Regions from separate parts of the Homo sapiens genome. Here region 1 is linked to region 2. A link is a contact called in ENCODE Hi-C or POLR2A ChIA-PET data. All regions are on one chromosome and are shown on one strand. The core of a region is the stretch at or near the end of the contact, and the rest is flanking DNA. Distances in the headings are between cores, read along the strand shown. Region 1 has its middle 20 kb from the start of FASLG. Region 2 holds the start of TNFSF4 (TNF superfamily member 4).

What was found. Hi-C counts contacts between places; a loop is a spot of excess contacts on that map. ChIA-PET counts read pairs that join two places held with the same protein, here RNA polymerase II (POLR2A). Pooled maps may share reads with other maps.
Region 1: a pooled map shows a loop between it and region 2 (5-fold over the local background). The contact joins the enhancer-like site here to the promoter of TNFSF4 in region 2. A Hi-C loop is called at or near these places in 2 of 37 single-sample maps with no recorded cell type and 8 of 50 pooled maps. POLR2A ChIA-PET finds 5 or more read pairs at or near these places in 1 of 52 experiments (activated naive CD4-positive, alpha-beta T cell).

Annotation. Positions count from the first base shown.
Region 1 is chr1:172,637,968-172,640,959 of GRCh38, reverse strand. No RefSeq gene overlaps it. Among named protein-coding and RNA genes, the nearest start is that of FASLG, 20 kb to the left of the region's middle. RefSeq lists an enhancer at 1,224-2,423. Within about 2 kb of position 1,484, at least 6 of the 41 ENCODE cell types and tissues checked have a DNase peak (open chromatin) inside an H3K27ac peak, as active enhancers do.
Region 2 is chr1:173,205,542-173,208,805 of GRCh38, reverse strand. It overlaps TNFSF4 (TNF superfamily member 4), which reads left to right and starts at 1,475. Exons shown (of 3, transcript NM_003326.5): 1 at 1,475-1,782. The coding sequence starts at 1,630. RefSeq lists an enhancer at 1,484-1,543.

The sequences.
Region 1 (2,992 bases), core at 235-2,734, 570 kb after region 2:
GAGTTCATCACCACTACATATTCTCTCTTGCTAAAACCCAAGTTTCCATCATGTATGATGGACATCCCGATCTCAAAGTCCTTCTTTCCCTGCCTTCATCCAGCACAAACAGGGCAGACTTCAGTCCTTTCACAAAGACACAGCATTAAGCCTTCATGACTTACTAGAAATCCTACTTTTTGAGTAGAAGCCTTCATTTCTTATTGTCTTTCCTGGGTGATTTTCTGCTAATCTTCAGTCCCTCTTCCCTCCCTGGAGTTTGGGGGAAGGTCAGTGGTGTAAATTATAGACTGATAAGCCCCTGCAAAGCCAGGCAACCTAATCAACCACTCCACCAATACTTCCTGAGCACCTGGCACCAGGTACCATTGTGGGGATATAATGAAATGGAAAATATTCCATGTCCTCAAGGATGTTACACAGCTACCAGGGGTGGAAAGATTGTCTGTAGCTCTCAGACGGTAAAGTAGCTATAAAGTTCATGGGAAGTCTAAGCATAACACGTTTCTGAAGCTCATGCCACGCCATGTGCTCTACCGCCATGACCCAATCTGTTTGAAATGTTTAGGCAGTCTGCCTGGAAATCCTGCTAGCATGTGGCCAGTGCAGGTCATCAAGTCACCAGGAGCGGGCAAGGGAATGGTGCAAGGCTAAGAGCTCTTTGGTTCTACCGTGGCTTATTGAGTTCCTGTGGCATAAAGCTCTACACTAACTGCTTCAGGGAGGCAAAGAGGAACAAGTCAGTCTAGGAACCCTGATTGTCCACGGTCAGAAAAACAGCACTGAAGCTGAGAAGTTCTTATGTAACAGTAACTACATTAAAAAGAGAAAGTGCGAGAAACACTTTAAGAAGACTCCAAATTAGTACTGTGTTAAAGAAGAGAGATGGCATATTTAGACTGGAGAAGGAGGAAAGAACAGAGTTGGGAACTGAAGAAATATTTCATGGGGAAGGCTGAATTTGACATGGGGCTTAAAGAATTATTATCTCCATTTATTTTAGCTTTATTTTTAAACAAATAACAACAACAAAACCTTTGGGCACATTTTATTGGAAGCATCATATGAAGAAAATTACCAATTAAAGAGAAATGGTCAATCTGGTAAGTGACCTGAATCCTCGTTGCTAAGTTTGCTCAGAACCCTCTGGGCATTCCTGCCAGCCTGGCTTAGTCTGCTCATGGAGCTGCAACCACAACAGACCATCCTGTTCCTCAACCAGCCCTCCCTTAAAAGGCAAGGCACACACATGCTATGCCCTTGGGTGGATATTTATCCACAGCCAACCTTCCAGGGCACAAGCTTCACAGGCAGTCACCTGCCGCCCAAGGCTGCTCCTCTCCTCATGCAGGATTCTACCCTGGTTACTTTCCTTTGGAGAGGCTCTGACATAACGAGAATCAGGGTTTCCAGAGATGAGACAGATCAGAGACTGATCTGCCCACAGCACTCTGCGGTCTGGGCTCGAGAGCTCAAGCGTTCCAGAATGCAGTGGAACATGTGTGTACTCCACCAAGCAACAGAAATTCAGCCGTCATCTTGTTCCATAGGGCAGCAACATGCAGGGCAGAGGGAGAACCACTCCTGGGTCTTCTAGAAAACCAAGCCAGCCTCAGTCACACTCACAGGGGATCTCAGAATGTTAGACAAAGGAGGCTTCACACACCGGAAGCCCAGGCAGCAGAAGCCAGACACAACCACAGCACACAGAAAGTCAAAGATACTGGGTAGATATAGAGCAGTGCCAGGAGTAGATTTTAGTGTTTGATTTTTGTCGATTATAAGTGTGCATCCTGTTTATCTGCCTAGTGAAATGCATAGAGATAAGTCCCAGCCTGTAGATATAAAGGACGTGTTTCATCTTTTTTCATGCATGAGTGTGTGTATGAATATGCAAACAGAATGAGTGTATTGATGTCTCACAACCAGGTAAAGTTGCATTCCTGTGACTCACTGAAAATGTAAGACATTTCACACTCATGAATAACCAGCCCCCAAACCACAGGACACAAACCATGTCCTTTTACTTGGTTTTCAAATAACCTCATGCATAGTTTTGTGCTTTGAGAGCAGAGGAAAGAAACTTTCTTATTGGAAAAGGAAAAGAAAAACAGAGGACAGGAGAATTCTTCTCCCACCAAGCAGCTCCTTCCTTGAAGATCTTTCCAAAGAGACTGTTCATTTAGTCAACAAAGATCCGTGGAAAATTTAAGAATATGCAGAAACCCTCAATTTACTCACTATCTAGTGGGGGATATGGAAAAGTAACTATAAACTTTAAAAAACAGTTATAACCGTATGGTAAGAGTAGACACAAGTACCTTACAAGCAAGGAGGGCGGTCATCAATTTCACACTTGCAGGATCACAGGTGTCAGAGGTTGTAACCCTCAAGCTAGGCCCCCAAGTGATACAATAGGTAGAAGGCAGTTAAGCTGAAAGGAAAAAGAGTCATTCAAGGCAGACAAGAGAGCATGAAAAGAGAGCAAGATATGTTGTGCAACCTGCCAGCTAGGGTTCACCTGGCTTTATTTTTCTCTATGGTACTTAGTGCCATCTGATATTTTACACAATTCTTTGTTTATTGTCTGTCTCCAACTACAATGTAAGCCCCCTGAGGGCAGGGACTTTGTTTTACTCTCTGCTACATCCCCAGAACGTAGAATAGACTTGGTACAAGGAGGCATTAATAAATACTTGCTGAATGCACAAATGTTAGAGAGGAGTGAGAAATGAGGCTGGACTGCCAGGCAAGGTAGCCCCCGCAGGTCATGAGGGCCTTGTGTGCTGTGCTAATGCGTGTGGATGTTACCTTGGAGATCTAGAATAGTGTTCACAAGCTAGCAGCCCACAAGCTAAACACAGAAGTGTTTTGCTTGACCAATAACAGGTTTTTCATATTAAGATATTTTGTATAAAAACCCAGGTTGCCGAATTTCCTTTAAAAATTCAGAGGATGCAGTAACAAGGGGCCTGTAGTCTCGTAAGGCAAA
Region 2 (3,264 bases), core at 226-2,725:
TACTGATTTTAATACTCTTTTATGAAGAACTATTACACAAGAATTGGGCTTTACACACTGATTTTTCCTTCAGCTTTTTTCTCCACACCCTGTATGTAACACAAGCTTTGTTCAAGGGAATAACTATGACAAATATGTTTGGATACAATTTGATTTCTAGTTTTGGCTTGGAGTCTATGATATTGTGCCTTAGTTACCTTATCTTTCAGATAAAACTTAAATTTCTCAACACCAGTATGTTCTCCTAATGCAAGGCATAATTATTGTAGTGAAGGTATTAATTCATATTTTAATTGATTAATACTGTAGTCATAAATGTACTTTACATTTCCCACAAACTTTCTCTTTTAAGTATGCCTCATTTCCATTTTTTCTGTGAAGTGGTATAACAACTCATACTGTCAATATCCAAAATATTTCTCCCTCCTTTCTTTACATATCTGCTGGGTGCCTCATGGGGAGCTGAGAGAGACATACTTGGCCACAAAGAGAGACAATTCCGTCTTAAACAGCTTTTCCCCAGCATCCTTATGTTGTCCAGTACAGTGCCAGGCTCATGTGATGTACTCAGTAAATATTTGCCCATTTGAACTTTACATTATAAGTAATTTTATCATTTATTTCATTTCATTGTTTATTTTAGTGGTAAAGGGTACCTGGTGTCTATTGATAGAATACTCTTACTTTCCAAGTTCTGAGGCCAGCCACGACCTCAAAGAAAGAAATAATCTTCAAAGCTTATTTACATCTATTCATTTGTTCATTCATGGAAAAATTATGTACGGGAAAAATGTGAAGTGGAAGGAAAGGAGACAAGGATACCCTTCTGCTTCTTTTCTGGTATGCAGAAAATTAATCATATAATTGTTTATTGAATTTGCCTCAAAGGGTTAAATGAGAGAAAGATTGCAAGTCCATCTAACACAGTGTCTGACACATAGTAAATGCTTCCAAAAGGTAGTTTATTTTTATGCAATAGACTACAACCAAGGATCTCTCCTTTACTTCTGCATGACCCAGTGTCCTATTTTCTTGTTTTGTCTTTTTCATTCAAGAATGATCTGTGTGTGCTTTCTTTCTGAATCTGTGAGAGGGGTTCAATGTTTAGTTACATAGTAAAGTGCAGATAAGAACCTTGGGCCAGCATTTCCCCTAAATCTTTTCTATGATTTAAGACACCTTGGGGAAGGGATATATGAGCTGCTACATTAACGGATGATGATTTTTATCTTTACCAAGTGACCCACAATTTGTTACTGGTGCAATAAGTTAAGAAAATAGCATACTTTTATGACTGTCATTTCACAGTCACTCAAATCAGAACTGGAATGTCACAAAAACAACTCCCTGTTAGCCCAGAGGAAAAAAAAAAAGAAAGAAAGTAAAGGGGAAATTCAGATTAGTCACAAAGAAGTTCCCCCGCCTGCCTGCAAAAGTTGCAGCGTTAAAACTGAGAGAGTCCGCTTTGCTCTTTCAATCGCCTTTTATCTCTGGCCCTGGGACCTTTGCCTATTTTCTGATTGATAGGCTTTGTTTTGTCTTTACCTCCTTCTTTCTGGGGAAAACTTCAGTTTTATCGCACGTTCCCCTTTTCCATATCTTCATCTTCCCTCTACCCAGATTGTGAAGATGGAAAGGGTCCAACCCCTGGAAGAGAATGTGGGAAATGCAGCCAGGCCAAGATTCGAGAGGAACAAGCTATTGCTGGTGGCCTCTGTAATTCAGGGACTGGGGCTGCTCCTGTGCTTCACCTACATCTGCCTGCACTTCTCTGCTCTTCAGGTAAGATGCACCACTGGGCGCTGTTTTCCCACCAGCTCATGCTGATGGCAGCTGCAACAGCTGCAAACAGTCGCTTGGAAATAATCTTATGCCAAAAGTGTTGAGTTTTTTTTCCCTCTCCCCACAGCAATCGTAAAGTGTGGTTAAACGCCCTTCTGTCTCTCCTTTCCTTCCTTCTTTTCAGCAGTGGCAGTGGTAGGGCAGAGTGGAGGTAGGGCAGAGGCACAGCTTCTAGATCTTTTTCTTTTTCTTTGCAATGCAAGATTCCTTGTATCCCTTTATAAGCTGTCACTTTGAAGCTTTGAGTCACTGATATACCTGGTCTACCCATTGTGATAGTAATGTGTTTGATCAGGCAATTAATATTAAAAGGAAATAGGAAAGAGACCAGTTCCACTTTCCCATAATATTCATATACCCTATAGACCTGCAAGGTGATTTTCTTTGTAAAGAATGCTGAAGGTATCAATATTAATAGCGGAGCAATGTGTGCGTGCATGTGTGTGTGCCTATGTGCTCACTCATTCACCCCAATGATTTAATCAGATATTGTTTCTCACAATCTATCTCTTCCAGTCATAATTTAAAGACATCATTTCACCTTTTCCCTACCTTATTAAATACATCATGTAGTAGGAGATTATCCTTCTAGTATTTTCCCCATATAGTTAAAATATTTCCATTTTTCTTTCACTTTATTCTTGTTCCACACTTCTCTCTTTTGCATTATTTTTTCTTATTCAGTAGTTCAGATATACAAACATTATTAGGTATTTAAGGATGTTCTTCACTGCAGAAGATGCCACTGGAGAAAAATAAATCTATACTCTCTTCGTGTTCCTTTGTTGAGCTAGTCTGATAATCTTGTTTTCTAGGTGGTTGCTTTGGGTTAGAAATGTTTCTCCCTGATAAAGTTCAGGTAATACAAACTGATTTCTGATGGTCTTGTCTGAGATTAAGCACCTCCAATGAAACCAGAATGAGATGAGCAGTCTTGGCAAATGCCTGGGCTTGTTTCTGCCTACAGGAAATAGGGTTTTCAGTGCATGGAGGCTGGTAAGAGTGTGTGTGGTTATGATCACTGTACCACAGACAGTGCTTGTGTCTCCAAATTCCAGAAGTGTAGCTAGTGTCATGCTCAGGTCTGCAGAACAGTGAGCACAACAACACATTGATCCTCTCCTCATCACACCACACTCTTATGTCTTCTCGCAGAACTCTTTGGGTGAAATTAAAGTAGGCGACTCGGGGAGAGGGTGTGGGGGAAGAGTAAGGTGTCCATGGCAGGATGCCCAAGACATCGACCGGATGCCCAAGACATCAACCGGAATTAGGCTCTTTTGAGAAGAAAACAAAGAGAGTAACCAAATATAGAACAGCTGAGTGCATTCACCAGTCTGGGAGCCCTGAGAGTGCTTTTTCTAACAACCACAGTGTTACATATTTCCTTACACCATGGGATGATAAAACACAGGACACATG